6 separate regions of the Mus musculus genome follow, and regions 1, 2, 3, 5 and 6 are each linked to region 4. Evidence: chromatin loops called from intact Hi-C (ENCODE). Cell type or tissue: left cerebral cortex. All regions are shown on one strand. Region 1 overlaps Vps41 (VPS41 HOPS complex subunit). Region 2 holds the start of Amph (amphiphysin). Region 3 has its middle 56 kb from the start of Amph. Region 4 overlaps Amph (amphiphysin). Region 5 overlaps Amph (amphiphysin). Region 6 overlaps Amph (amphiphysin).

Region 1 (5,000 bases), 240 kb before region 4:
AAGCACTATGTAGGGGATGGGATTACCTAAGAAGTATGTGCCAGAGAACTGAGGCCTAATCTTAGGCTGGTAGTTATGCCAAAGCCTTTGGAGGGTTTCAGATAATCCTAGGGATATGATCTGAGGGAGAAAGAAAAAGGGAAAGAGAACAAGAATCTAAGAACTGGCCAATAGGGAGGAGCAGGGATCAGAGAAGTGCCTACTTTATGCCGTTCCCTAGGTATGCAGAACATCTCAGGCTTGGAAATCCGCTTTGGGGGAAATGGTGCCATAGCCAACCTTGTAATGCCCTTAATCCCCTGTGAGTGAGACTGACAGTGTCCTGTGCTTTGTGGGCCCTTTCTTACTGAGGGAGGTATATAGCAGAATATGCTTGAGACAGCAAGTCTAAACGTACGGCAGTGTCTGAGGCTAGGGTAGCATCTGTATATGATAGTAGGATGGTTAGACTGGTGCTTAGAGCCGGGCTTTTGGGGTGAAACCATGCTTGTGTTGCCAGTCCCTCCCTTCGACGCTGATGCCAGCAAAGGCAGCTGGCATGTCCCTCACTCTGCTCTTCTATGGGAGCTCACACGCCCTGCTGCAGTCTCACTATTCATTCACTTCTATGAACAAATTTGCATAGTGCTGAGCCAGCCGAAATACAAAGCATTAGATACAAAACAAATGTTTAACATAAAAATGGTCCTCTAAAATAGTACCAGTATCTTCTTAATTACAAATATATAGTGAGCTTTTCCTTAGTTCTGTAAATATGCAGTTGGGTGCTGATTTTAAGAGACCCAGAATTTGTTTACCAATGGGTTCAGAGAGCCATTGTTACTCATCAGCCACTGGGTAGAAAAACTACTACTCAGAGGAAAAGGGTGGGAGAGGGAAGGGCAGAGCCAGGGAAACCACACTAGTGCTGACCCGCTGCTCCCTCTCCCTCCCCCTACCCCCTCCCTCTCCATGCCCCACTCTCCCTGCCCCCCTCTCCTTCTCCCACTCCCCTCCCCCTGCCCCCTCTCCCTCTCCATTCTCCCTCCCCCCTCTCCCTCCCCCTCCCTCTCTCTTCCCCCTCTCCCTCTCCTTCTCCCTGTCCCTCTCCCTCTCCTTCCCTCCCTCCCACCATCTTCCTCCCCGTGTATGTTGACTGTTAATTTTTATTAGTAGCCATTTATTTATCTACTTGCCTAAGCAACCTTTTGGGGGATCATGTAAAAATATCCCAGGTCTCTGGAGCCTTTTGCTGTTCCCTGACAGACATACTTTTATTTCATTGTATGGGTCTTTGTTTGTTTCATAAAGCTATAATTTATGTTCTCATTAATAATAAGAGTTCAACCCCATAGATCCCCCAAGTTTGAGGGTGATATTACAGACCTATGAGTTTCCAAGGATGCTGTGTGTGATATAAAGCATGATATGAAGAGTCTTCACACAGAGGTCAGGTGTGCTGCTGTGTACTGTCTCAGTCTCCTTCTCAAACAGACTGTGCATTGAGGACCTAGAGTTCTTTAAGGCGTGAGAGATACTGCGGGTCAGCAGTTAACTGAGAGGAGAGTAGTTATGGGAAACTCCGGCAGCTTTTGCCATGTGACCTTTTCATACTTTATAACCTGACAGCTCTGAAAGGTAACAGAATTGAGCATGTTCACACCCTCAGATACTGAGGGTATTAGGGAAATGGAAATCAGTGCTTTGTCACTAACCACTTTGTTTTTGACAGACATTTTAGGTCCATAATGGGTCTAAAATTATCATTAGCCCCATTGCTCAGAGTAGAAGACTGAGACTTCAGAAGGTTAATGACATATTGGTATGGTACGATACTGAACTAGTTTTAAATTCAGGCCAGCAGAGGAAATGCCAGACCATTTTCATCCAGGACTGCATCAACTCTAAGACATAATCCCTCAAAGCTCGGCCAATGAGAACCACTTCCTGGCTTTTCCCTCATGACTACACCTCTGGAGAAAGACAGGCAGCCGGTTTGAACTTGTTCCTAAAGAGGCAGGAGGCACAGGGACCCAGCCCTGGACTGTACCTCTGAGTGCCTGTTGTAAGCAGAGGCCTGGCCCTGTGCATGTCAGCAAGTGATGTGGAATGAGTCCTCTTCCCCCATGGCACGCAGCCCTCTGCAGATCTGCAAAGGTATTTCCCTCTTCTCAGCCTTGCTGCTGTAGCTCCCCAGTAGTTTTCTACTTAGAATTGAAAACACAAATCAGTTTACAGAAATGGATGACTTTCTTGTTCATCGTTTTTTAGAGGAGGGACAAATTTCTTTTTCACTTTTAATTATCTAACCTTTCTGTATTTTTCCTAAGATGGATTTTAAACTCTCAAATTCCTAAAATAAGCTTTTAAGACCAAATGGATTTCTTTCTTTACATATTATTTCAGTTTGATCTTATCACGACATTTGAGTGATGCAGGTGGCTTGTACCAGCCAGCCATCGCTTCCTTGATTCATTTAGTTCTTAAATAGTTATCTTTCCCTTTATTTTTTCTGTCTGGGCTTAGTCACGTTTGGTAATAATAATCCAGCAAGAGTGAAGTGGCCATGGCCAGGCTGCAGTGAGGAGAGCCATGGGGCTCGGATGCTAGGCAGCTGGCAGCCAGTTGCATTCTAAGGACATGCAAAGTGAATAAGGCAAGGCCGGCAAGTTGAGAGTCTTTTCAAATAAAAGCTGTAGAAACTTGGCCATAGTTCTAGCACCGCCCCCACAGCAGCTGTCTCTGCAGAGCCATAATGATTTCTCTGATATGTGCCTCTTTATTGCTTTGTGAAATATATGTGGGGGCTAGAATTTTCCATTTACTTGGGATTATCATCCATGGTGATGTGCTATAGAGAAATCAGGTGGAAAATACAGAGCAAACCTAAGGTCTCTTGTCAGTTGTTGACGCCATAAGGATGTTCTTACTCATGGAATGTGGACCATTGATTGCAGTTGTGGCTTGCTTCTTTAAACAAAGGACAAAGGGAAAGTGCAGAGGAACAAGGGCGGTTGAAAGGACGAGGAAAAAGGTTGGTCCTTACGGGTAGATAATCTGGGGACAATAGAAGGGCCTTCCATAAGGAAGGATTTCTAAAAAGGTAATATTGTTCCTTCTGAGCAATGTCAATAAATATTTTTTGAGATAGAAATGGCATTATGAAGTTGAGGGAAGGCACTAGTTTATCTTGGAGAGAATTCTTACGTGAGAAGTGTTGCTAAGCCAGGTTGATAATCATGAGACTCTTATTGGCAGATGGTGAGATCTCATAGATACAGAGATGTCTCCGTTAGCCCATAAGTCAGACCCTTTAATGCACTCATCACTCTGAAAGGCCAGACCCCACAGCCTGCAAACTGTCTTTGGGAAGGTCAGCTATGGTGCTGTGATTTCACAGCTCTTAATTTGCATGTTCTGTCCTGGTACCTGGCTCCTCCGTGCTCCTCCATGGTGGACAGTCCACACTAAAATCACGTAGTGAAGAACTTCACCACCTCCCCAAAGGAAACGAAAGTCAGACATTTTCCTTTGTTTGGGAATTTTTCATGTTTCTCTCCATCCCCGTCCCATGCCTGGAAGTAAGCCACTCCTTCCCCTTGATCTTCCACACGTGTAGTCGCTGATAGAGTGACCTGACCCTTTCTCCTACTCTCCCGATCGATCATAGCTCCTTGGTTGCAGTGCCCTTTTCCTTAATGAAGCCCATCTCTGTGTCAGCTCCATACATGAACCAACCCTACCTCTTCTCTTTCTTATTTAACAGTTCAAACTGATTTCATTTCTGGAAGTGACATCAGAGGGAAAGCAGCACGGAAAAGAGAGCGCTCGCACAGCAGTATACTGTTGTCTAACACACTGGCTCCCTGCTTGCCTGAGACTTGCTGGAGCTGAGTCAGACTGTTGCCAAGGGACTCTTACCTTCTGATTGCTGCCATACTTGGTCATGACAGTGACATTTAGAATTTCTCTCTCTCTCTCCCTCTCTCTCTCTCTCTCTCTCTCTCTCTCTCTCTTTCTTTTTTTCTTTCTTTGGTGTAGACCCTTGGATTTTGATCAGGTTAGGCAAGAAGTATCATTGTCCCTTTCCTTCTTATAGGTTCTTGACAACTGTCAGTGTTCCTAGCCAATTCTGTCTGTGAGCAGGCAGGTTGTACCTGCTTAGAAAGTGCTTTGTCCTTGGCTTTCTGTTTTCTTTGCAGCCTGTGGCCTGTGTTTGTTCCACAGGCTGTACCCTTGATCTGTCACTGCCCAGGCGGTGTGCCCTGGAGAGTGTCACAGTGCTTCCAGAGCCCACACCAGAGGAGCTAGAACTGAGCCGATTAGTTGGATGCTGGAGGACAGCAGCTTCATGAACTTACTGACCTATTTTCTGAAAGCTTGTCAGCATCAATATTTTGTAGATAACTTTCTTGCTGTATTCTTTTTCTTCTTCTTTCTGTATGCTGTAGTGACTTCTGATAAAAACCATAACTTTTTTAAATTTGGTTTTGTTGTTATTTTCTCTTTTTCTATTATTCTCTCTCTCTATTTTTTTTTTTAACAATCCAGTCTTTATCCCCCTCCTGGTCTGCCCTCTAACTGTTTTTCATCTCATACCTCCTCCCCACCCCACCTCTGTCTCCAAGAGGATGTCCCCACCTCACCCCACCAGACCCCTCCCCATGCCCTGGGGCCTCAAGTCTCCTGAGGGTTAGGTGCATCTTCTCTGACTGAGGCCAGACCAGGCAGTCCTCTGCTGTATGACTGCCCTCCAAGAGGCCCAACAAGCAGCTGAAAGATACTTACACCCAGCCAGTGGACAGAAGCTGGTGACCCCTGTGGTTGAATTAGGGAAAAGCTGAAAGAAGGAGACCCCATAGGAAGACCAGCAGTCTCAACTAACCTAGACGCCCGAGATCTCTCAGACACTGAGCCACCAACCAGGCAGCATACACCAGCTGAAAACAAAAGTAATGTTACATTTTTAGGAGAATCTGACAGGACAGTTAGACTTAAGCACATCTGTAAAGCTAGCATTT
Region 2 (5,000 bases), 150 kb before region 4:
CACATCCCACCTAATATTTAACCATCCTGTACCAACAGAGGTCAAAGCACCTGCAGTTGTGGTGTCCTCCAGGAGAGGGACCACAGAACAACAAGAAATCTATTAAAGCTATGGTCCCACTGACAGAAACCTCCTGTGGTAAGGGAAGCCGCTAATGACATTCCAGAACTGTTCTACCACAGGCAGAAGCATCAAACCTAGAGGGAGTGACAGAGGAGGCAGAGTCAGAGGTAAAGTTTTAATGTGAAACTGGAAAATAATCCAGGAATCCCAGGCTCACGATTCTTAAAGAGTGTCTCTGATCTCTGTCACCATGCCTGGCAAGAGAGCTCATGATTGGTCTAGGGATTTTCAACAACTATTTACAAAACCTAAGTACCAGCTAAAGTGCTTGGTCAGCATTCCAGAGTGATAAGTGTGCACCTAACAACTGTTTGACATGACATACACACCATGCCTTTCAGATGAAATTACCAAGAAATTACAAGACTCCAGGTACAGAGCTAGAATTGGACACCCAAATAATGAGAAACATTAATAATTTGACCTTTTATTTCAGGTGATATACGCTGAGGTCCAAGAATTCGATGGGAAGATAACTGCAAGAAAGATAAAGGGTGGTTCTGTTGAGGACTGATAGCTTTGGGAAGAATATAGCTCACAGTTGAAACGACTCTCTCCTGTTTGTAATGAGAGAATATTGCTATCTACAGAGGGAGTTGAGGTAAGCTCATTGCCATAGCAGAGAGGGTGCAGGCACTAATACTGTAAGAGTGACCATGAACTTAAACTCTAGTGCAGTCTGGTCTTTTCTGTCATTGTTAAGGTTGTATTCTCACAGTCAGCACCTCAGGGCAGAGCTGAGGTTCTTAATCCCTCTTCCTTCACTAGAGAGAACTTACGAAAATTCCCAGCTTTCTGAGATGTCATTGTCCTTGAATGTTGACCAAGTGCAAAAATGGGTGTTCTCCTTATTTCTCTATAAGGTAAACTTCTGTTTATGTGGAATGATCCAAATGGGGGTGGGGGGCAAGCCCTCTTGCTTTGCCCAATGCCTCCCAATTTTAGCATCAAGAGTCTTGTGTCCTGGGACTCAATTAATTACTAGGCAAATTGGGCATAAAATCCTAAGGAAAAGTCATGGAAATAGATTAGGTATTCAAGGTGCTTACTGTTTATGAAACAATTGAGTTTATTTATCATTCTGTATTCTGGACTGGGATCCACTGGTCAGCTCTTCTGCAGGGCTTGGTAGTGTGTGTGTGTGTGTGTGTGTATTCAGCCAGAAAGGTGGTTGAATAATTGGGACATTCGTATTTCCCTCTCCAATGCACTCAAAACATTTCCCTTTGCACGTGACCTCTCCATAGCCATTGCTAGTTTGTTTTTATTTAATTTTAATATCAGGGCAGTTGAGTTTCCTCCTTGGCTCTAGAGGGTTGTACAGAGTATGAAGTCTGCCTAGCTTGCCAAAGCTGAGCCCTCCAGCTGGCACACTGGGCTTACATCACATCTTATGCAGTCAAGTAGCAACAGCATCATTCCATACCCAAGTCACTGGAACAATAGCTCACAGAAGAGTGATACTAGGGACTGGTTTGGGCGAAGGGAACACCCAAGTAACTTTAGAAGGGGAGCAGGATATTCCCCTGTTTTGGTGCCTGCTCAACCTCTGACTTGTGATTGTCAGATGCCACCTCTCTTCCTCTACTCATGGAACCCTGAATGAACCTGAGAATGAAGACTCTGCCCATTGTCAAAGGCTTCTGGAGCTCCTTTGCCGCCTTGTCTTTGCCAGGTGCACAGAGGACCACATCTTTCTGTTAAGACTGTCAAAAGGGGCCACCTTTAATCCCACAGATCTGCAGAGGAAGGCAGATCTGTATGAGTTTGAGACCAGCCTGGTTTACATAGCAAGTTTCAGGACAGCCATTGTAATGAGCATAGGGAAAAAAAAATCTTCTAGGCATGGAAAAATAGCTTAGTCAAGAACTCCACTATACCCAAGGCTGTACCTGATAACCAGAACCCAGTGACATCACTCACTCAAGAGAACCTGGCACAGGCCTAGATGGTGCCCAGTGGATGGAATATAAGCAGAAACCAAGAGCAAGGCTCTGCTTTGCACATCAAGACAGACCTTGATCTGTCATGTGGCTGGAGAGTCGGCCCCCGGTTGAACCAGAGACTACTGTTAGAGAGTGGACCTGTCCTTTAGCTAAGGTTGGTGGCACAGATGAGCAACCATGGAGAGATAGGCTTAAGACCATAGTTAGCAGTTTAGAGTGTGAGCTTTGTATGTTGACTCTCAACACAATAAAACTGTGACTTGTTATACTCACTTCAGGTCTTGTCTCTACCTTTCTTGCTTGCGACAGTTGGCTTAGTCAGCAAGATCACATAGAGTTTTGTCTCAAAGAACGACAAAGGGACTGCTGGTCTCATTTCTTGGGAAAACTGTTGTGCCACAGTGTCTGAGAGCTGGCAAAGTGCAGCACTTGTGTGTAGAAGCTGACCCTTCTGAACATGGCCTTTCCCACTGGCAAGCCTCACAGTGATCTCTTTACTCTTTCTCTCTGGCAAGTTGCCCTGCAGGGACTTTCCAGCCTCATCCTCTCCTAACTTCCCCATCCCCCACAGGTTTGAGCCTCTGGAGGGTGGATGGACTCGTTCCTTCTCCACTCAAGGTGTTTTGACGGGGCAGTCATTTGGTGATTTAGAGCCTTACAGACTCCTCCCCACCTCCTCCTGTTCTTTAACTGGGGAGACAGAATCAGAGTCTTCCGACCTTCCTCCCTGAAAACGTCCTGTTAGCCCTGCCCTCTCTCACCCCTAGCTGCCTCAAGGCCCTGGGATTGAGGAACGTCTTCCATCTTTATCACTTCTTGACCACCTCCTCCATCACGGTGGACACTTGGCCTTTGACTTCTCTTTCCATGCATCTCACTAGTGGCGTTGTCACCCCTAGTGGCCGCACATCCGCTCTATCTCTTTAAACCGGTCCTGTCGCCGCGCCCCTCCCTCATCCGTTGCCTCCTCTGCTCCTCACGCTTCAGCTGCTCCTCCCCCCGCTCCTCCTCCTTCTCTTCCTGGGCTCCTCGGTGCCGCCGCCGGCTCGCTGCGCGCTCTGCTCTTCCAGCTCTGCGGACCGCAGCAGCCATGGCCGACATCAAGACGGGCATCTTCGCCAAAAACGTGCAAAAGCGCCTCAACCGCGCGCAGGAAAAGGTCAGCAGAGGGCAGCGGGATGCGGGGCAGGTGACTCGAGGAGGTGCGGGAGCCGATGGCAGTGCTGGCCTTGCGCTGCAGGGCCGCGGGTTCAGGTGCGGCGCGCTGCGGAGCCCGAGCAAGCGCCGGGTGGAGGACTCCCCTGTCTCTGCTCTCAACGATTGCAGCCAGGCAGGATCCATTCAGGCAGCGTGGGCTCGGCCCCGCAGTGGGTTCGCCGGGAACCCGCAGACCCCTGACCCTCCAGGCACTGAGTGCTATAGACTCCCAGAGCCCGCCCAGGGTGGCCACTCTCCTGGGCACGCCTCCCGGGACCAGGGGTGGCAGGTGCAGTTGCTCTCTGGCTGCACCCGGAGCGGTCCACGTCCCTGGGCGCCTCCATCTCTCCGCGCCCGCACCTCCTGAGCTCAAGCTCTCCCGCAAGCAGCTCAGGCGTCCACGACCGCAGATCCGGGAGGGAGATTGTCGCATCTCTTCTTGGGTGGGGGTGTTGTGGCTATTTGAGTGAAGTCGGTCGAAACGAACGACTTAAGCAAAGAAGACACCCCAGATGTGCATGGACCAATGGGATGTATAATAAACAACCAACACCTTAGCACAGTGGTGAACTGGAGCTCCAGAGAATGCTCATTTCTCCCTAAGTATCCGTGTTGGTTTTTGAAGCCAATGCCCTCTGGAAGGTCAAAAACAAACAACCTCGACCTCAGAGTTCTCTGCACATCTCTGCACAAAATGCTTATTTCTCTGCTTGAGAAGCAGCAAAACCTACTCCTATCAGAGGCGCTGAGGTCGCAGTGTTTGTAAATTAGGTATTGTAATTTATGTCTCTTCCGGAGGAATGTTATCCATAGCTAGCCCAGCTCTGGATAGTCGAGTCTCAGTCTCTCTCTCTCTCTCTCTCTCTCTCTCTCTCTCTCTCTCTCTCTCTCTCTCTCTCTCTCTCTCTCTCTCTGCATTTTACAGGCACTGGGCTTCCTAGTGTCCCTGATTACTATATCTGACCCTCCTATGAAGTCTTCGTTCGTCCCAAGCAAAGGACGTTTGTACTGGAGCTTGAACCTTGTATTTGAAAGTGAACCTGGGCTAGTGGTAAATTGAGCTGTATTTGCTTCGTATGGCATTAATTTCTGTCCCTGGGATGAGGATGTCTGGTGTTTTCTTCTCCTTCTGGAAATCAGATTGTCCTTATTCCTCACTCTGACAGCACTTACCCTCCTTAGAAGTTCGACCTACCCCCACTCTGAGCTGCCCCAAAGGCTGAGCCCAGGAGCAGGAACTCTGCCAGGTTCAGGTTCAGTGGCTGTATGCAATCCTCCCTCCCTGCACACATGCACCTTCCCAGCTCTGTAAGAGGATTGTATTGCTTTTAATATCTACTCAAGCTCATCCTGAACTCCAGGAGCCTCCTGCCACTCCCTCGGAAGCGGAATTAGCCAAGCTACTTGTCCCCTTCCGTCACCCCGATGCTTTCCAGATAATAGCCAGATAGCAGATGTTTGCCAAACACGAGATTTGGACAAGACTTTGTCGTCATTTCCCCACATTTTATTTCACCCACTTGTAGTCCCCCCTCCCCCATCCCTAACATAATCACTTAAATCTTTCGTCTGTGGCTTTTCGCCGACTCGGCTTTCCATCTGTGAAGTAATTTTGTGATATGGTCTGCTTTTTCACATATTAATCTAGGTCACCAGCTGTTAATATGGTCCAAACAAATGAAGGGAACTGTAATGTCTCTGACAGTGTCCTGGCCTGTATGAACCGTTGAACCA
Region 3 (5,000 bases), 210 kb before region 4:
ATTAAGAAGTTGAAAATTGTCCTTTCAAAGTCTGTAAATAATTATGTTGGAATTTTGATGTGTATTGATACTGTAAATTGCTTTTGATAGGATGGCCATTTTTCACTATGTTAATCCTACCAATCCTTGAGCATGGAAAATCATTCATATTCTGATATCATCTTCAATTTTTTTCTTCAAAGAGTTTAAGTTTTTAATTATACAAGTATTTCCCTTGCTTGGTTAGAGTTGCCCAAGATATTTTATATTATGTGAAAGACATTACTTCCCTGGTTTCTTTTTCAGTACATAAGTAATTTGTATATAAGAATGCTACTGATTTTTGTGAATTAATTTTGCAATCAGTTACTTTTCTGAAAATGATTATCAACTGTAGGTGTTCCCTAGTAGAATATTTAGGGTTACTTATATTTGCTATCATATCTGCAAATAAAGATACTTTGGCCTTTTCCTTTTGAATTTAAATCTCATTGAACCCTCTGGTTGTCTTATTGCTCTAGCTAAATTTTTAAGTACTATATTGAATAGATAGATAGATGACAGAGAGAGAGAGAGAGAGAGAGAGAGAGAGAGACTTGTTTTTTATTTTAGTAGAATTGCTTTGACTTTCTCTCCATTTAATTTGTGTTGACTATAGGCTTGCTGATCTGAGATTATTTGGTCCCTGTAATTTTATGGGTGTAGTTAACCTTCTTAGGTTAGAGTTTCCCTTCGGGCACCTTTTGTATTTTAATATTGATAGTGCTTAAATTTGTCCTTATCAAGGAATATCTTATTTTCTCCATCTATGTTGATTGAAAGTATTGCTGTGTATAGTAATCTTGGATGTCATCTGTGGTCTCTTAGGGTCTGCAGCACATTGTTATAGTTCTTTCTGGCTTTTAGAGTCTCTGTTGAGAAGTCAGTTATAATTCTAATATATCTTCCTTAATATATCGCTTGGCCTTTTTCTCTTGCAGCTTTTAATAATTTTTTCTGTATGCTCAGTGTTTTGATTATTATGTGCGGGGGGGGGGTAATTTTCATTCTGCTCCAGTCTATTTGGTGTTCCTGCATGCTTCATGTATCTTCATAGGCATCTCTTGCTTTAGGTTAGGAAATTTTCTATGATTTTGATGAAAATATTTTCTGTATCTTTGAGCTGAGATTCTTCTCCTTCCTCTCTTCCAGTTCTTTTGTTTGGTCTTCATAGTGTCTGGGGTTTGGATGTTTTGCCTCAATTTAACATTGTTTGGATCGATGTGTCCATTTCTTTTATCATATCATCAATACCTGAGATTCTTGAATTTTTCATTTCCAGAATTCTCTCAGTTTGTGTGTGTGTGTGTTTAATTACGTCTATTTCTATTTTCAGATCTTGAACTCTTTTTATTCATTTTTCCATTGTTTGTTTGTGCTTTTCTGGATTTCTTTAAGGGATGTGTTCATTTCCTCTTTAAGGACCTCTATCATTTTCATCCAAACAGTTTTAAAGTCTTTATCTTCAGCTAGGTTGGAATATTTAGGGCCTGTTATGATAAGATAACTGGGCTGCAGTGGAGACATATTGCCTGCCCTGACCTGCAGGACTTATACAACAGGGACCTCAAGGGAAGGGAGCTGCAACGACAAATTTGGGATCAGGAGACTCGAAGGAAGGAGACAAGACAAAAATTCCGTTTAAGCCTCATTTACTCTTGGGAAATGGAGGGTTTATAAAGCTGAAACTAGCACCTGTGCCTACAAAGCCAGCTTCACTGTGCTGCCCAGGTGAAGTACAGAGCCCCACTCTCCCAAGTGATGCAGCTGGTTAGGAGCAGGCCTAGTTCTCCTGCTCTCCCTGGGGCCAGCTCTCCAGACTGCTACAGACAGAGAGTGGTGTGGGGAGGGAGGTCATTGTCTCTGATCTCACACCACCTCATACGGTCTGGTCAGCTCTCCCAGACTCATGCCCTGGGGCCAGCTTCACTGTGCAACTTGGGAGAGGTTCAGGGCCCGCACTCAGGAATGCTGCGATGATGAGAGGTGGGGTCAGCTCTCTAGAGTGCAGCAGTGATGAGTAGCAGGACCAGTTATGCACAGTCCTTTAACATGTGGTCCCAGGCAGCTGTCTAGACCAGGGACATCGCCATAGTCTTTGTGGTAGTATGAGCCACAGACATCAACACTTACCCCTCCCACTGTAAGATGTCAGCAGCAGCCTTCGCTGGGACTTCACCATAGCTGCGGGTAGTAGGGCTGGCTACTCACAACAGCGTGTCCCTCTTTGCCCTTAAGTCTCCAGATGCCTATGGGTGGTGGGCAGGTATCTGGTTGTCTACAAAGATGTTCTACAAGGCCCCCTTTCATCTTTCTTTATAATGCTCAAACTGCTCCACTTCTCTTTCCCTCCCATCTGTCTACCACAAACTCGCACACTGTAGTGGCTCCAGCTGCCTCTAATTGACCTCTGCCCTCTGCAGAGCATGGTGGCAAGCGGACCTCTAAGTGTCTAAGGCCTGCCCATGTCATGGGCAGCAGGCAGGTCTCTGGGATTCTATCTTTCCTGCCCAAGCCGTGTGGAATGGTCTCTGGATGTCTTCCTTCTCCTGCGTTGCTTGGCTGCAGGTGGTCCTCTCTCTGTATTTCCGGCTGCCCATGGTTGTTGGTGGTTGTTGGTTGTCTGCAAAGAGGTTCTACAAGGTTCCTTTCAAGAAAACCATGGTCTTTTTTTGACAGCCTCAATGTTGCTGGGAAATTGCAGATCCTCATACAGCTGAGTGTACCGCCGAGACCCATCAGCTTGGAGACAGTCACGTGCTTCCTTCTCCTCAATTTCTGCCAGCTGCAGCCCGTGGATATTCCTCCGCAGCAAATCTCAGGCTCTGGCAGAGAGCAGCCCGAGCACTACTCTACGTGGGCCACTCTTCTCAGATGCATGGGGTGCGGGGGCTGCGAGGAGGCCTGGGCACTCTGCCAGCCCCTCTCCCTCTCTTACTCTGCCCACCCTCTCCTGCTCTGTCTAGTTTTTAACACCATGTTTCTAGCCATAGTGTGGTAAAACCCTGCTCCTACCACAGGCTTCCTCCATGCCATCAAGCACTGATAAGTGGCAAAAGTGATATGCTCTCCTGGTTCCTCATGTGCCCCTGGAAAAACACATCTTTCAGCTCTCCATAGTCAAAATTACACTGTACACTCCACGGTTTTCTGGAATTCCCACCTTAGAAAAGTGCAAATCCCCTGTCCCAGTGCTCCGTCTTCACCTTGCCTCTTTTCTTCAGCTCCATTAAAGCTTCTCTGTGTTTGGGCTTCCCTCTGGTCAGCGGGGCTCACCTCTCCACTTAACAGTCCCCAGGCTTGAGCTTTGCAGAGGCTGACGGACTGGCTCACAGATGAAGGAGAGATAATTTTGTGTTTTTAGGCCCGTTTGATATCCTCCGAACTTGAAAACTACCACTGTCTTTTGTTTCCAGTTGTTTTTTTTTTTTTCTTTTCAAACAACATATTCTTCCTCAAAAACAAACAACATACAGGGAGGGGGCGGGGAGAGAATAAGAGGAAACCAAGAATGACAATAACAAAAACCAACCAAACTATCAAACAAATGAACTAGCACTAGCATCTTCTAGGCAGAACACACTCCCCCCCCTGCATCTTCGTTGTTCTCTCTCCCATATGGTGACAAGTGTGGAAGGGACATCTCCATCCCCGTTTTGCCCATTCTCTGGCCTGCCCTCACTCTCACCTAAGTTCCACCCTGTATCCTGGCTCTTCTCAGCAAGTATCAAAGCTGCTCTGGCCCCTCCCATCTAAAGCAGACCTCTGCAGTTATCACCACCTTTGGGCTGTGCCTTTGAAGAGATCAGGGAAGGCATTTAGTAGGCATTTGAATGTGTGAGTCGCCAGAGCTATCTGGGATAAAGGTGTAGAGCTAAAACCCGGACTGCAGAGAAACTAAAGAGCAGAAGACGATCACTGTGGATGCAATTGCCTAAGGCTGAGGTGCAGAGAGGCATGAGCGGGGCGCTTGGGGACACCCACACTGCAATAATCACCTCTGAGTACACCCCAAATAGCCTGAGGTGGTCCCATGGGTTCCACCTCAGTATTACACCCTGGTTTACTGAAGAAAAGAATAGAACTTCTATATTTATTAAAAAGAAAAAAGGCCATCCTTTGATAAATGCTTACATTTGTATACCTTAAGATTAATGTACTTTATCATAATAAATTTAAGCAAGCTATAAATAAAAATACATCTGTGGTTAATTATAAAATTTGTATACAGGTAGCATTCTATTTTGGGATCTAAATGTTGTAGGAAGCTACTGGGGTGATTTAATATGGAAAACAAAATGCCCAAAATTATTTTGCATAAGGATCTTTCTGAACACAAGGTACAGCAAAGACAAAACTGTGGCACAAAATGAAGGCAGATCTGCAGGAGATGCATTACAATGGAGGAGAGGCCTGTAATGGAGGGGTAGGACTCTGCATTGGAGCAGGAGGGCCCTGTCCTGCAGGAGTGATCCAGCAATGGAAGGAGCTTTGCAGTGGAGGAGGGGCCCTGCCATGCAGGTGGAATTTTGTAAGGCAAGTGTTTTTTCCAAGTTCTCAATAGAATGCTATTGGGGTTTTTCTACAGTAAAATTCCTGAATTTTTTATGAAATTCTGAAATCATAGACTATTCTTTTTATTTATTCATTTTGTTTTGTTAAAACAGAGGCTTGCTACAAAGCTCAATCCAGCCTTGTATTAACTATGTGACTCAGGCTGCCCTCAAACTTTCAGTTCTCCTGCTTATGCTCATCAAAAACGATGTTATTTTCAAAACAATCTCACCATGTGATTTTAAATAATGAATAAACGTAATAATAAATTTTAAATTATTTTTTCTGTGACAGATTATATACTTGAAGTTTTAATTTCTGCTAAAATGTATGATAATGAACAGTTTTAAAAATTATCAACAATTACATTGTGACAAAATTATATATCTGAGTAATATGTAAAAACCTGGTAATAGAAGTACATAAGA
Region 4 (5,000 bases):
GTTAGCCAATTAAATGATAAAGAATAAAGTAACATAATTGTCAGATACTCTTCCTTTGGAGAAAAATATCATCCTGGGGGTAGCAGGCTAAATCTCAGTTTGGCTTTTGTGTTTACTCTTAGGGAACTGAAATAAAGATGGATGGGTTCTTAGTGCCCTCCCTATAACTTCCCCTTACAAATGTGTTTGAGATGTTGCCAATAAGCAGCTTGTGAGCTCAACAGCTGAGAACAGCCAGATTTACTCTAAGATGTTATTTAATTCAATATTTTTCAAAGTTATATATTGGAAACATAGTCTTTATTTGTTTCATTGCGATTAAAAACCACTTTTGCTAACAGGTCTCTCTTTTATTTGTGTTTTCCCTTGGTAGTCGAGTTGGCTTTTACGTCAATACTTTCAAAAATGTCTCCAGCCTTGAGGCCAAGTTTCATAAGGAAATCGCAGTGGTGAGTAATGGCGACTGTTGCTGTTATGGAAGGCAATGGAAAGGAAGCACAGGGCATTGCATAGAATTACCAACTAGTTTGCTGATGTACATACATGGATACTGTAATACTGTGTATTACTCTCTGCACTATTTGCACTGTTTTTGAAGATTTTACCACAGCTGCACTATTTTGTTTCCTCCTCTGTTGGTTGAAAAGTTGGATTTTTCAGTAATGTTCTAAATTAGTGAGAAAACTTCTCTCAAGTTATTTACATAAGCAGGAGCTGCGGTGTTCTCTATTGTCTTCTTAGTTCATCAGGACAGCCATAGGACTATTTTTAATAGAATACATGATGATCAACTTGTCATTTCTGCTTCATGTACTATTGAATGCATATTTGATTGATTTAGCAGGGTTTTTTTCCCACTAAATTATTCACTAAATAAAGCTATTTCAGCTTAGGTGTAGATTTTAAATTTGGTCTGTGGAATTGCAAGTAGTCTGAGACCAATCTAATTCTTAGAAGAGGTGGAACTTCTCATTAAACAAGTTCGTTCTTGGGGAGAATAGCATGGGTGGACACTAGGATGTCCTGTGGTTAACAGGCCTCTGTCCCTTTAGCTTTGCCACAAGCTCTATGAAGTGATGACGAAACTCGGTGATCAGCATGCTGACAAGGCCTTCAGCATTCAAGGAGCTCCCAGGTAGGCCACTGGTCCTCTGAGCTGTATGTGCAAGTGATGTGCTATGTGTTGAACTTTCTGGAGCCTGGAGTCCACATTATACTATTCTATTCACCGTGTAAAAAATCTAAAAGGAGCCCTTCCACCTGAAGAGTGATCCCAACCTCAGATTTTCAGCTCTTACATTTCCTTCTTGCCTTCACTCACCTCCAGATGCTCCTGATCACAGCAGAAGTAAGTAGCTGCCTTTCTGATTTACATGGGACCAGAGAGCAGCAGTGCAGAGCAGTCATCATTTCTACTTGTTACTTTATCTACAATAGAAAAACAATCAAACAAAAAAACCCTTAAGTTTTGTACTGATTTTTAGCTACTGGAGAAAGGAGAGAAGTGGAAGAAATCTCACCCTCTCTCCAGCACTGCTTTGCCATTTGCCCTGCAACAGGCTTTCTTAGCGCTCCATTGCATGTTATTATGATTGAGTCAGTGAGAGAATGAGGGCCCAGTGGCTCAGCTGAGCTGTTTCCCTTGGTTCGACTGCATGGCCACTTTCCCCTATGATTTTAAAATCTGTTTGATCTCATCCAGGAGGCAGTCAGAAGCTCCAGGTTTCAGTTACATGCCTCCGGGGTCATTTTGCTTTATTTTCCTTATTGAAGTCCAATACCCTTTGTAGTTAAAGAGCCCATTTAAACATCTATAGAAAAAGTAGGTTTCAATGGAATGAAATTATTTCTAAGGTGATGCTCTGTTCTGAGACTCTACACTTGTAGTTTTTATTCCAGTCACTATAAACACTCGTAGGAATGTATGTGCAGAATCATCCATTGACATGTAGTTTGCAACCTTTCCACATGTCATCAGTGTCTGAAGATTATTATTTTGATCATGCACTGCTTCTTAGAGTGCCCGTGACTATACACTGTGCTATAGCTGCCAGAGCAGCAAGTGCGTCTTTTCTCTCCAAGAGAGGGACAGAAACTAAAAGAATCCAAGAAAAAAAACCAGAATTAAGACTTCAACATTGTTTTTTTTTACATTATTGAGCTAGGTCTAAGAGAAGACTAAGAATATCAAACTGCTTTTCAGATATTATAAAAGTTAAGAGTGGCTAAGAGCATGTTAAGAGTGGCTCCCAGACATGGCAACGAAGTCAACAGAAGCATTTGGAAATATCAGTTTCATAATCCGCTAAAACAAGAAGTAGGGTTACAGCCACGTAACAAATGTCTCTTATTTTTATTCCTTTTTAAAACATTCCTCTGCAGAGCGAGGTGGTGAGTTAGCTCTGTGGGCAATCTCTAGACTAGAGCATAGACCGAGCTGTTTCTAGTCAGAGGTCATGATTGCTGGCCCAGAGCCCCAATCATGTACAGTGTCTCTAACGGAACGCAGCTCCCTTAGCTCCTGGCTGTGTAGCTGATGCTGCTGTGTCTGCACTCTTATGTAGGTCACAGACTCTATCCCTTCTGCTGTTGTCTGTAGATGTTCTTAGAGAGTAGGATGTGCCATCTTAGTCATCGTGTGAAGCTGTTCCCACGCACCTGGCAAGGTGCCTAGAACATGGTGGTTCTTACGAAGTTGTGGAGTCTCACCTGTCACGTGGTCTGCTGGCACACTGAAGGTGTCTGAGTTAGTCATTGTTTCATAAAGTGTAAAAAGAAGTATTTGGTAACGCTCCAAGCATAATTCAAAAGGTACCCCCCAAAATGATTTATTAACTCTCTCTCGAGATGCTTTTGAAATAGAAAAGTCACAGCTTTCTGGGTAGCTTTCTATAGACCGCGCCATGGCACGACTCGGCTGTCTATCAGAAGTGAAGCTGGTTTGGTTTTCTTCCTATGCCTATGTGGGCGTGGAGGAGCTTGTTTGCCATGCGGCGAGAACAAGACTTTTATACTAAGATCTAAATGCAAACGTAGTAAAACACTGAGTGCCTTTTTTTCTTTGTTTTTAACCTATTTACACTCCACTCTTTACATATCTAAAGCGGGGTCAATATTGCATGGTACCATGAAACAGAGAGACCATGCATGGTTGGTTCCGGTTCACAGGGAGCAATACATGCTGCCAGTTACCAACATCCATTACTATTACTAACAACTAGAATTAAGCTGGACGTGGGGGATGAAATAACAGTGACATTAAGCTTCAGGATGCCTCTGGGCTAAAGAATCTTGGGTTTTAGGAACCCTGCTTCTCAGAAGGCTTCTTGCTCCATCCTCTGTGTCTATCCAGTGACTCGGGTCCTCTTCGCATTGCAAAGACACCATCACCTCCAGAGGAGCCTTCTCCCCTGCCCAGCCCCACGGCTAGTCCCAACCACACATTAGCACCTGCATCTCCTGCCCCAGTGCGACCCAGATCACCTTCACAGGTATGATGCGTATACCGGGGGTGTGGGGAAACTCATGGGAGGTGACTTTCTCTGGGATCCTCCTGTGGTGACCAAGCACTATAGAAAGTTTCTATGGCGAGACTAAGGCATAAGACAACGGATATTATTATTGCCATTGAGGCGTCAGTCTGCTTTGCTATTCAATTTTTGTGTTTTCCTCTTGTACTCAGTGTTTGATTCCTTTGGCTTTTCTAGCCCCATCCCCACCTTCTTCTGCTGGACTGTATTCATCTTTACCTTCCCTTGCTCCTAGGCTCCTGCCTTTCAGAGGCTGGGGAATCTACTCAGTGATGGAGCCTTTGCCTGGGATGCCCCGTGCTCTGAGCAGCTATTACCTTTGAATAAGAAAAAGCGTATCTACAAAGTTCCAATTATTCTACATTCCTCCTGAACTGAACCTCCTTTCCAGTGTTCCACTGGAGTCAATGACTGCCCAGAACTGGGGTATTGTGAGGTGTCCCATCACCTGCATTGTGACCAGCCTGGGACAAGTTTAAAGAAACTATAAGGACCAGGCAAAGGGAACTAAAGATAACAAAACAAAACAAAACAAAACAAAACAAAACAAAACCAAAACCAAACAAAAAAAATACTGCTTTTTATTTCCTTGCATTGTGTGAACACATTTCTGTAGCTACATTTAATATTCATGCTCCAGTATAAGCTTTCATGAATATGGCTGAAGCTGCAAAGTTGTAAGAAGATGTGTAGTAGATTTGAAAGTTTCAAAATCCTGGAGTGGAAAGTGAAGTGGAAGCTGTCTCTGATTGATCTCATTGATTCAATCGGGGGAAACAAACAAACAAACAAATCTAAAAAACAAGAAAGCAAAACAAAACAAAACAAAAACAACTGGCTTGATTTTTGTTTTGAAATTCCATTATTTTTCTTACGAGAGAAATCACTGATAGTTGGGCTGAGAGAAGAATGGCCTCCAGGTGACATCATAGGTCCTGCAGGTCTGGGCAGTGTTCAAATTGAGACGAATGGACTCTCATCTTGTGACCTGACTTCTTCCAATTAGACCACTGCCTGTCAGTGTTCAGAGAAGCACCCAAGTGGACAGCATTCTTAACTTGAATCAAGTACATTTGCACCTCTGTCTAGATCAGTTTCAGACAGATGTCAGGCTTCTTCCATAGCTGGGCTTATCTGACACTTCCTCAAAGGCTACCATGTTTCTATTTGATGCTTCCTAGACAAGGAAAGGGCCTCCTGTCCCACCTCTGCCTAAAGTCACCCCAACAAAGGAACTGAAACAGGAGAACATCATCAATTTCTTTGAGGACAACTTTGTACCAGAAATCAATGTGACAACACCTTCCCAGGTGAGTGGTCAGGGCAGCTGGGGTGACTATCAAGATGCCATAGATGCCATGGTGGGAGGGACTCTCAGGTCAGCTGTAGAGAAAGTACTAGATATCTGAGCCATTAATAAAACTTTGTCACTTGTGCTTGCTTTATTGCTTTGTGTAATCAAAGATTATT
Region 5 (5,000 bases), 74 kb before region 4:
TTTGTCCTTCATCAATATTCACCTCGTGTAATTAAGTCAGACAGGTGGTGTGGTGTGCTCATCACAATCAACACTGGAGAAATGTGACGATGTACCTAACTGTGATTGCTGTAAGATGGATGCCTACAGGATCTGCCCACAGGCTGAATGACAAAATACTGATAGCTTGCCAAGTTTGACTAGTGTCCCTGTGGAGATCCAAGAAGGAAAACACATGGATTATACATTTAACAACATGAACCCAGAAAAGGCAAGTCCTCTCTGACTTTAGTTCTTTGTTAAATAAACTTTTCTTAAATTTAGAATTCTTGTATGTCTGCCTCATTCCCCAGGGAAAACCACAGAACAGCTTTTGAGTGCAGAAGGACTGAATAGAGAGGCTGTGAGCATTTGCTTGCTTCCCCCATCCCAGCTGCTCCTTGCCTGGGGCTGACCTCTCTCCATCACTGAGTTCTCTGCACCTATGGAATGTTGCAGGATTACCACCAAGCATGCACCAGCACCCTTGAAAACAGTTTCTTTCAACATGTGAAAATGGTTTTATAGTTGATTGTTTTTTGTCTCGGCCTACAAACCCCCATTTAAGAAAAATTCATCATGTTTTCCTCAGTCACCCTGTTACCTATTGAGCACCTTTCCCCTCACACTGCTCTTCTCTGTCGTCCAGTGCATTAAGCACAGCATTGACCTAAGTGTTTTCAGTGATTCTTCAGATTGCGTCTGAGGAGAGTGTAGCTTTGGAAAGAACTCATGTGGTATGGAAAACTTCCAGTAAGCCAAGTCACAAACTTCAAAACAGACCCCTCTGTGCTGAACTAAATTGTCAAAAGCCAGCCTTCTCCTCAGACTACCAGCCAACCGTTTTTACCAGGTATACCCCACTTGCATTTATCATGTTTGGACTATGCACAAGCAGCCATCATATGGCACCCCCACACCCTCACCTGCCCTTCACAACCTTAACTGTGCTCTATGGAAGCCTTCCCAGGCCAGGGCCATCTGTTGTGGGCTCTTGCTGAATCTCTCTCTGCATCTCACAGATGCCCTCTTTACCCCATCGGGGATGTTGACAGGGAGGATGCTGATAATCCCCAAGGCACACCACGATCCTGCGGTTTGCCTTCTTGAACAGTATGAGGATCTGTCTATTTTCTCCTTATGTTTATCTTTCTTCATCGCACTAAACACTACTTGAAGATATTTTTATTATATATCACAATATAAAAATTGCACACAGAAAAGAGCTCTGTAATGTTTGTAGATATGTCCCATGGTCTTAAAAGAAGAGCCTAGCATGCAAGTATAGGTACAGCAATGCCTACCACAGCTGTGTTTCTTTGTAGAATTGCGGGTGAGTTGAGGCAGTTGTGGCATAAAGGGCTATGCCATGTGTGTTTGTGCATCTTGCTTCTGCCCAGCTTTCTTTCTCTTGTTTGCTGTGACTACAGCTATCTCAATCTCGGCATCCTTCTTGTATCCCACCTCTTTATGCAGCTTTTCTATTCTGTCACATATCAAGGTATATTCCTTGTTTGGGTACTCTACCTTAACCCATATCTTCTTCCCATCTCATTTGATGACCTGCTGTGATCTACACCCTAGAAATAGAAGTCTCCTGAGAAATGCTTCTATCTCTTGTCTCCTTGACTTTCAGTCCTTACTTAGTAAATGTGCAAGCACTGGTTGTTTCCTAACACAGTATTCTGTAGCTCATCAAATTTCTAACAGAGTGAAGACAGACACAGCAAGCGAGGAAGCCACTATACCAATCATATTGTATTGACAAGTGATACTGATTATGAGGAAGAAGTAAAGAAGGGAATAGAGGAAGAAGGAGTAGAGGGAGGTGGAGAGAAGGTGCTTCTCTTTCACCTAAAATGTCCCTTTTCATCTCCTCCACCTCTGAGTCATTCCTGTGCGTTCCCACAAAGGCTATGACTCATTCCTTGTAGAAATCCTTCTCAGGTGCTTGCCAAGGCTGAGTGAGGCACTCCATGGAGCGATGCCCTAAGCCTGGTGTGGGCCAGTCAATGGTGGGCTTTACACATGCTACATTTTGGGATCTCCATCCAAAGACCAGGGCTGGTTTGTATTCATCTGTAATCATGCGTCTGCCTTGTGGGTTTTGCTACCCAGCAGGTGTTTAACCACAATAGAAATGAAGGAAAGAAAAGCTATGCAAAGCTCACATCTTTACTTCTGATAGTGTTTACATTAGGAAAGCCTGATCATGCCAGGAATCATGGAAAATGTTTTATTATTGACTAGGTATATTTTTAAAGGTTAAGTTTTGCCAAATATCATTTTGTGCAGTTTCTAAAACATATGTAAAATTTGGAGCATTTGGAAAACACTAAAATTATGAGAACAATGGCAAATCCTGTAATTTAATCACTGCTGTTCATAACCTTTGGTAACGTATTTGCTTCATGGGCTTCAAATCCAAAAATTGATATCTATCTATCTATCTATCTATCTATCTATCTATCTATCTATCTATCTATCTATCATCTATCTATTATCTATCTATCTATCTATCTATCTATCTATCTATCTATTTATCTATCTCATCTTACTCATCATCCATCTATCTTCCTATTATCTATCACCTATCTTCTAAAATTCTTTATATAATTTTCTTACAATTCTAACTTTTCTATACAACAAAATACAAGTGAATGCCTCCCCCTGCTCTAGAAGATTACTGTGTGTGTTTGCTAACTCCAAGACCCGAGGCTCCATCACTCAGTGTTGCATAAAATGAACTGCTTAGCTTGAGGCCGGCCTGTTGCCCACACAGATGGGAGGACCGTGCCGTCACTTTACACACAGTGAAGCCAGGCTGTGTTTTCCACCCCCAAGTTTCATTCTGTTTCCCTAGGAGCAAAGTCAAAAGAGGCATTTTTTTTCCTGTGTTTCCCTGGGAACAGATACTGCTTTCATTCATCATGATTCTGAAAATGTCATCTTCTAGAATGCCAGCCTTAGCTTGGAGGGAGGAGAAGAGGATACAGGGGCTCTGGGGTGCTCCCCAGCTTGGGTTAGCCAGTGCTATCACTGCTCAGATCTATAAAGGCAGCTTCCCAAACAGTAAAAGCTGTCTTCACGTGGAGCTTCCTAGACCATTCTCATCGACCTGTAATTCCCAGCTTTCTTGCCAGCTCAGTTAATACATTGAAAAACTGCTAAGTATATGTCTTAGTCAGGTTTTCTATTCCTGCACAAACATCATGACCAAGAAGCAAGTTGGGGAGGAAAGGGTTTATTCGGCTTACACTTCCACACTGCTGTTCATCACCAAGGAAGTCAGGACTGGAACTCAAGCAGGTCAGGAAGCAGGAGCTGATGCAGAGACCATGGAGGGATGTTCTTTACTGGATTGCTTCTCCTGGCTTGCTCAGCCTGCTCTCTTATAGAACCCAAGACCACCAGGCCAGAGATGGTCCCACCCACAAGGGGCCTTTCCCCCTGGATCACTAATTGAGGAAATGCCTTACAGTTGGATCTCATGGAGGCATTTCCTCAACTGAAGCTCCTTTCTCTGTGATAACTCCAGCTGTGTCAAGTTGACACAAAACTAGCCAGTACAGTATATATTTCTTTCTTTTTTTTTTTTTCTGAAAATTTAGGGTGGAGGTGTTTTTTTGATTTCTCTTCTACTGTAAGTTAAATAGTAATGTCAGCAATCCCAATTTGAGAATATTTAGTTTGTCTGTAAGAATTTGTTATTATATTAAATTAATTAAAATAAGAATTCTTATAAAGATGTCTTTGACTAATTTCTGAGTGTGTCTATGAGAAGAAAACTGTTGGAACAATGAATGTACACATTTCTAAGAAATTGAGAGATGCTTCCAAATTTTAACCCAGAATGCTTTACTCAAATTCTACACTCACATCAAAGGCTGTTTATTTATTTTTAAGTTTCTATACCTAGTGACTGCGAATTCTCCTGAAGGCTGTACATGAACACAGAGGAAAGCCTGGGGTGTCCTTGGAGCTATTGAATTCGCAGACTTACTCTGCTATTCCTGGACATTGGAGGCCATCAGAAGTCATGATTGACCCAAGTCTGAGGCCTAAATGTGGTGGCTAACAAGGCTTGGTATACACCTTGTTCATCTCCTCTTAGGAAGCCAGTGCCAACCCGATGGGTGAATTAAAGGGATAGGTAATGGATTGGAATACATCGCAAATGGGCCTAGGCTAGCTCTGGAGGTTACTAATGCCTCCAGAACATTACAGAAACAGACCTTGTGAGACAGTTTAGTGATGCTTGAAGAATGCAAGCTATTTGTTTATAACCGTGTTGTGGTGGTTAATATTCTCAGCAACTGTGGTGCAGCTATTGAGTAGTGTTCCAGTCTGTGGAGTCAGAGAAGGAGTCTCTGATTTTGACACTCCCTGTAGTGCCTTTCTCTTAACATCACCAGGCTTGTGTGTAATCAGCTCAAGTTCAGGAATCTTCTAGAAATCAAAGGCTGGAAGTACAGATGACCCTGTCAGCACTGCTGGAGGATCAGGAGGACAGTTTCCAGGGCTTTTGTCTGCGCTGCTGTCTGTTGTCCTGCTGGGGTGGCAAGCTTGTTTTTCAAATGGGGCTTCAGAGCTTGCAGTAGATTAAGTATGCACTTATATCGCTCACTATTTAATGTCTATTCAAATGGCTTGCTTGAATCCTTCCCACTCTCCTCTGAAAAACTACATTCTTCTAATATATAAAAATATGTCTGCATACACACTTTAAAACTGCAAATATGTGTTCTACACTAAGCCTGGGCTCACAATCGGGGCACAGAAATATGGACAGAGATGGCACAGTATTTTATTGGAACAAAGGAGGGGCCTCCAGGCAGTTGTGAAGGGCTTGACATGCCTGAGTTACTCAGTACCTGCTTTCTCCACTGGTCCACCGGAAGCTGAAGCCACTTCTTAGGAATAACTGCACTGGATTAGTTCTAGGACACAGTGACAGAAGAGAGGGGATTGGAGCCCTCCAC
Region 6 (5,000 bases), 99 kb before region 4:
GGCCTGTATACTTATTCTGTGTACCATATTTCCTCTTTGCTCCTACTCTCTCTCCCCACTTTACTTCTGATAGATTGTCTCGAATTTCGTCCAGAATCCGCCCTGCCTTAACCACTTGATAACATGTGAAAAGGAACAAAAGGGCTTCTAACACTAGAGAAAGTTCAAGGCCAAACATACCTTGTAAAGCTATTTCCCACTTTACTTCTGATAGACTGTCTTGAATTTCGTTAGAAAGTTCAAGACCAGACTTACCTTGTAAAGCTATTTCCCACTTTACTTCTGATAGACTGTCTTGAATTTCGTTAGAAAGTTCAAGGCCAGACTTACCTTGTAAAGCTATACTTACGGGTACCCTGTTCCCCAGCTGAAGAGTTCTGAATTCACGCAGTTGAATCCTTCTCAACAGTCTGTTTTACGGGAACCTTCATTACCATAACCCGCAGTTCTGGTTCTGGAATGAGGGATCTTCCTTGCGCCGGTGATGGTTAACTCCCGTCCCGAGTTTTCTTGTCCCGGGTTTCCGGCACCAACTCTTACACGCGTTCTCACGACCGGCCAGGAAAGACACCACAAACCAGAATCTTCTGCGGCAAAAACTTTATTGCTTACATCTTCAGGAGCAAGAGTGCAAAACTCAAACCCAAAAACGAAAGCGAAACCCTGTCCCTCTTAAGGAGGGTTATCCTTCGCCTAGGACGTATCACTCCCTGATTGGCTGCAGCCCATGGCCGAGTTGTAGTCACGGGGAAGGCAGAGTACATGGGGTGGAGAAATATCCTTGGCACATGCGCAGATTATTTGTTTACCACTTAGAACACAGCTGTCAGCGCCATCTTGTGACGGCGAATGTGGGGGCGGCTTCCCACAGAGGGATCTCCTTGAAGCTAAGTTTAAAAAGAAAAAAAGACTCTCAGCCACCTCAGCCTCCATGTATGGGAGATGCTGGAGAACAGAACACAGCAAGGATGTGAGTGGGGCCCACTGCACGCTCGAACAAAAAAAAAAAGCCTGCATCTTGACAAGTTTGCTTTGTTGTGTTGCTACTAACATGATGTTCAGAGTTGACATTTAAAAAGTTTGTCCCTTTCGTTGACTTAAATGAGTGTGCTGAGAGAGAAAAAAACGGAGTAAGGAGTATACATGTATTCACCTGCACATCGTCAACCTTTATATCACATGAAATGCATGTTTAAAAGATGATTCTACATGATGAAGAAACAGTTAGGGATAGAAGAAGGGCTATTAGTTTGTGGTCCATAGTTGTTTTAAATCTGAGAATCTTAGATGATTATCCAACTACAGAGACCTTAATATTATAGTGAGTATTGTTGGGCTCAGAGGATGAGCCCAGATGGCCGTCACAGTGACTGCAAAGGTTTTTGTTGTTGTTGTTGTTGTTTGATTTTTTTTTAAGCTGTTCACACATATCATCAATGTTTGCATCACCAAAGCTGGGTCATCCACAGAGGACTGCTTTTGCAATGTTTTAAGCTGTGGTTCATTACTTCAGGCTTCTGCTAATTACATATTTTCTTCTAAGAATTAAGTTCAGAGGACCTCGTTTTACATTTCTCAGCCTCCCCACAGATATTTAAGAGTATAATTTAGTGCTTTTTCATTTGCAATCTTTCATTAGTTAACTGTCAAAATCTCTCCAAATCCCCCGTCAGTTGATTTTAGCACACAGTGTTATTTAAATATCAGAAGGTCTATTCTTACTGAGACTTAAACACCACTGATAATTCAGAAAATGTGGGCTCCCAGTCTCTGAAGCACTTCTTGTTAGATGTCAAGAATGGTCTTCGTTGATACTAAGCAGTTCCAATGGCCAGACCTCCTGTCTCACCTGCCTTAGGAAACACTGGCTTTCAAAGTTACCTGTACCTGAGGTACAGGGCGTAGAGCTGTACATACAGACTGGCATGACATTAGCTATGTGATCTGTGTGTAAACAATGTTTAAACCAGATATCACACATCTTTTGATCAGAATAATTATATTCTCTTTCTGTCTCTCTCTTCCCATCTGTCTCTCGGTCTCTCTCTCTGTATATATGTGTGTGTGTGTGTGTGTGTGTGTGTGTGTGTGTATTCCTCAGTCTGCATTACTAGGGACCAAAACTTGTCAAGAAGAGAATTTGGACTTTCAGGTCCCGAGGAGTTGGCTTCTATCCTAGGATCTGCTGAGAAATTCTCCCTTTCTAAGTTTCCTTTTCTTCACTAGACATTTGAGAATAAAAAACGTTATATTGCTGAAGATTAAAGAGAAGATGTGTGAAATTCTTAGTACAAATCTATGACAGTGGGTCAGCAGAAAATAGTTATGATAAAAAACAACATGAGGACCTGTCACTCTAGTCTTCGGTGCAGTAGAATGTGGACTGTGTGAGTCTCTGTCTGTTCCTGGCTGGAGCCTCCTGCTTTAGCTTCAGATGTCTCCTCTCACCCCCATCTTGTATTTTCATAAAACCGTGGTACACGATGCTCAGGGCTGACTCACTTAGATTAGCATGTCCATACCTTAGTTTGCAGCCGGCAAACACGAGGGACTATCTAGAGTAGTTTTAAAATGGGAGCAGATGCTCACGATGTGAGATTCTCGGCGACGGAAGCATCTGAAAAATCATTGCCATTTTATCTTCTGCTCTTAAAATACAAAATTTCAGGCACCACTGAAGTCATAATGTGACTCATCTTGGAGAACGTCCTTCAAAGTCTGTCACGGCCAAACGTGGTATTGCTTACCTGCCTTCTGGAAGCAGAGACATGGAGTTGCCAAGGTCATCTTAGCTGACCCTGTCTGAAAAGGAATATAAATAGAAAATAATAATGTTGATGAGAGTAAGATGCATGTGTGATGCAAGAATGGGGAAGACTTGGGAATCCTGAAGTTGGTAGTGAGTGTGTGTGAATTTCTACTGCTGTTTCTATTTATGTGAATGCTGAAAAATTTGACATTTAAACAATTTGGGGATGCTAACAACCTTTTAAAATATTTATAAATACTAAGCATGTTTTACCTTCTGCATAACTTTAGGAAGCCATTGTTTGGTGTTATTTAATGCATCACATCATTATTATAGGTGATGTAATATTTTGTGTAATCTACAATTTAGAGAGTATATAAAATAGCCAAAGAGATGAGATTTACATTCCTGAGGGACGCAAGGAAAGTGTTTCGTTTCGAGGAGAAGATGCCTGGGAAAAATGTCTCGATAGTGCTGCAACTCACTGTCCTCTGGTTTAAGGATTATGTAAGTTGAGCCATCTTGTCACCAAAGCTATGCATACATTTATATTTAATGACCCCACCAGGAGAAGTGATCAGGGCTGAAACATTACTGAGGGTTAGAAACCTCACAATATACCACACTTGATGATGAAAGATGTTTCAAAAATAGGCTTGCTGCATTTAAATAGCCCTTTAAGCAAGAAGAGTCCACTGGCACAGCAGACTGCTAGCCTAGCTAATAGACCCATGCATTAAAAGCTTAGGCTAACTTTGGGTTTGTGATGCGTAAAATAAATTGCAGAGCCCAGCAGAAAGAGCGTTTGCCAAATTGTTTTCCCAAAGATCCATGTATGAGATATACTGAGGCTAGGAGTGTGTTATCAGGATCTTATACAGAGGTGACCTTGACATTTTCTGTCACTGTACCTGAATCTTCTTACTTTGCAAGAGGGTCACTTTTTGAGGGTCTTGTTAGAGTTAAGAAATTAATGGTAATTTATTCCACTGACACTGAAAGTTAGTGGCCAAGTTGGATATCCTGCCCTGTGTTATTCCACCTATTTGTGCTTGCTCTTTCCTTGAAATAAATGTTGTTTACCTAGAATTCAAGTGGTTCTAGGCACAAATTTCCTATTAACCCTATATGGAGCACAGCTTCACAAACTCTCAGAATCCTCATCATGATTGAAGGATGAGATTGCTGTCACCCACAGAGTATGCTGTAAGGGTAGATGAAGCATGATTATCCATTGAACTGACACCAATATATTAATAATTATTGTCAAATATTATTCTTGGTGATATTCTCTCAGTTACCTCATTTATTAAAAATGCAATGTATATATGAATATATCATTGACCTTGAAACTTGAAGATTTAGATATAGCTTGCTACCTCTCCAAGTAGGAAACTGCTGCCTTTCTTGGTTGCTGGGGAGAATTCCAAAAAGGGCACTTTGTGTTTCACATTTGGAAGGGGACAGAAAACTTAGTCTAAAACTTGAAGGGCTGGAGGGCTATTGGGCCAAAAGTACAGATGCCCTTGCATATTGGAGTCAAGCCCGTATTTTTACATAATGGTTGTTTTACTTAGGTAGGAGTCGTGAGAGTGCAGCTCCATCTGCTCAGGTTTCTGCTGAAGCAGTGATGGAATCAGGATGTATCCCCAAGGGAGTAGCACACAAGGAAAGTTTCCACAAAGGCTGAGTGTCGTGTTCCCAGTTCCCTCCTCAGGAACCAGCCTTCTAGAGTACAGCAGGCCTGTTTTCTTTCCTCCCTCGTTCCCTGACTCAAGGTTTCATGCAAGAATGATCCGCCAGAGAAGGAAGAGTGTGTACTGGTGGAAGTTGTAAGTTTTTCTGAGTAGCTGATTTGGGAGACATTCTCTTAGGGATAGTATTGTTAAATGGAAGATTCCAGGGAAGATGCTAAGTAGAAATGAATCACTAAGAAACTCCATGACTATAGTTCCATATAGAATGACTCCATTCTATAGAGAGGCCAGAAGCAATGATAACTATACAACCGTTCATTCTTCGTGGAACAATTTCCTGCTAAAAATGTCTTAACGTCAAGGCTCTTTGGGGAAATGGCTTACTTCATGTGTACAAGGAAATGTGTAAGATAAAATTCAATATTGCAGTATTCCCTAAGCAAGGAAGCTATGAAAGACTACCTAGGGTCATCTAAAAAAATGACACAGTTGTCAAATTGAATTGACTATAGTTCTCTGAGATGCCACAATGTCAGCATCAGAAAGATAGTGAC

The links. Hi-C counts contacts between places; a loop is a spot of excess contacts. Peaks named below come from ENCODE experiments on the same cell type or tissue, not always from the same donor. Only the 100,000 strongest peaks of a DNase experiment are listed, where the experiment ranks them.
Region 1: it touches region 4 in a loop (7-fold over the local background); 11 of 42 quality-filtered maps call a loop at or near these places.
Region 2: a loop joins it to region 4, with 2.4 times the contacts of the local background. A loop is called at or near these places in 7 of 42 quality-filtered maps.
Region 3: it touches region 4 in a loop (12-fold over the local background); 2 of 42 quality-filtered maps call a loop at or near these places.
Region 5: a loop joins it to region 4, with 10 times the contacts of the local background. A loop is called at or near these places in 3 of 42 quality-filtered maps.
Region 6: it touches region 4 in a loop (12-fold over the local background); 3 of 42 quality-filtered maps call a loop at or near these places.

The regions. Positions count from the first base shown.
Region 1 is chr13:18,855,735-18,860,734 of GRCm38, forward strand. The region is part of intron 25 of Vps41 (VPS41 HOPS complex subunit); the gene reads left to right. Among named protein-coding and RNA genes, the nearest start is that of Amph, 90 kb to the right of the region's middle. In left cerebral cortex, no CTCF peak of the experiment used is centred here; DNase peaks (open chromatin) are centred at 569, 2,085, 2,684 and 3,844; H3K27ac peaks cover 1,470 bases.
Region 2 is chr13:18,945,274-18,950,273 of GRCm38, forward strand. It overlaps Amph (amphiphysin), which reads left to right and starts at 3,078. Exons shown (of 21, transcript NM_175007.2): 1 at 3,078-3,228. The coding sequence starts at 3,160. In left cerebral cortex, CTCF peaks have their summits at 74 and 2,963; DNase peaks (open chromatin) are centred at 2,606, 3,044, 3,624, 4,527 and 1 more place; H3K4me3 peaks cover 2,445 bases; H3K27ac peaks cover 2,430 bases.
Region 3 is chr13:18,890,247-18,895,246 of GRCm38, forward strand. No RefSeq gene overlaps it. Among named protein-coding and RNA genes, the nearest start is that of Amph, 56 kb to the right of the region's middle. In left cerebral cortex, no CTCF peak of the experiment used is centred here; a DNase peak (open chromatin) is centred at 2,875.
Region 4 is chr13:19,099,520-19,104,519 of GRCm38, forward strand. It overlaps Amph (amphiphysin), which reads left to right. Exons shown (of 21, transcript NM_175007.2): 8 at 374-449; 9 at 1,053-1,135; 10 at 3,353-3,491; 11 at 4,712-4,840. Among named protein-coding and RNA genes, the nearest start is that of Gm31887, 92 kb to the right of the region's middle. In left cerebral cortex, no CTCF peak of the experiment used is centred here; DNase peaks (open chromatin) are centred at 2,658 and 3,413; H3K27ac peaks cover 2,131 bases.
Region 5 is chr13:19,025,139-19,030,138 of GRCm38, forward strand. The region is part of intron 1 of Amph (amphiphysin); the gene reads left to right. Among named protein-coding and RNA genes, the nearest start is that of Amph, 79 kb to the left of the region's middle. In left cerebral cortex, no CTCF peak of the experiment used is centred here; DNase peaks (open chromatin) are centred at 181, 365, 1,954 and 2,828; H3K27ac peaks cover 1,316 bases.
Region 6 is chr13:19,000,209-19,005,208 of GRCm38, forward strand. All of the region lies in intron 1 of Amph (amphiphysin), which reads left to right. Among named protein-coding and RNA genes, the nearest start is that of Amph, 54 kb to the left of the region's middle. In left cerebral cortex, no CTCF peak of the experiment used is centred here; DNase peaks (open chromatin) are centred at 2,529, 3,378 and 4,401; H3K27ac peaks cover 3,003 bases.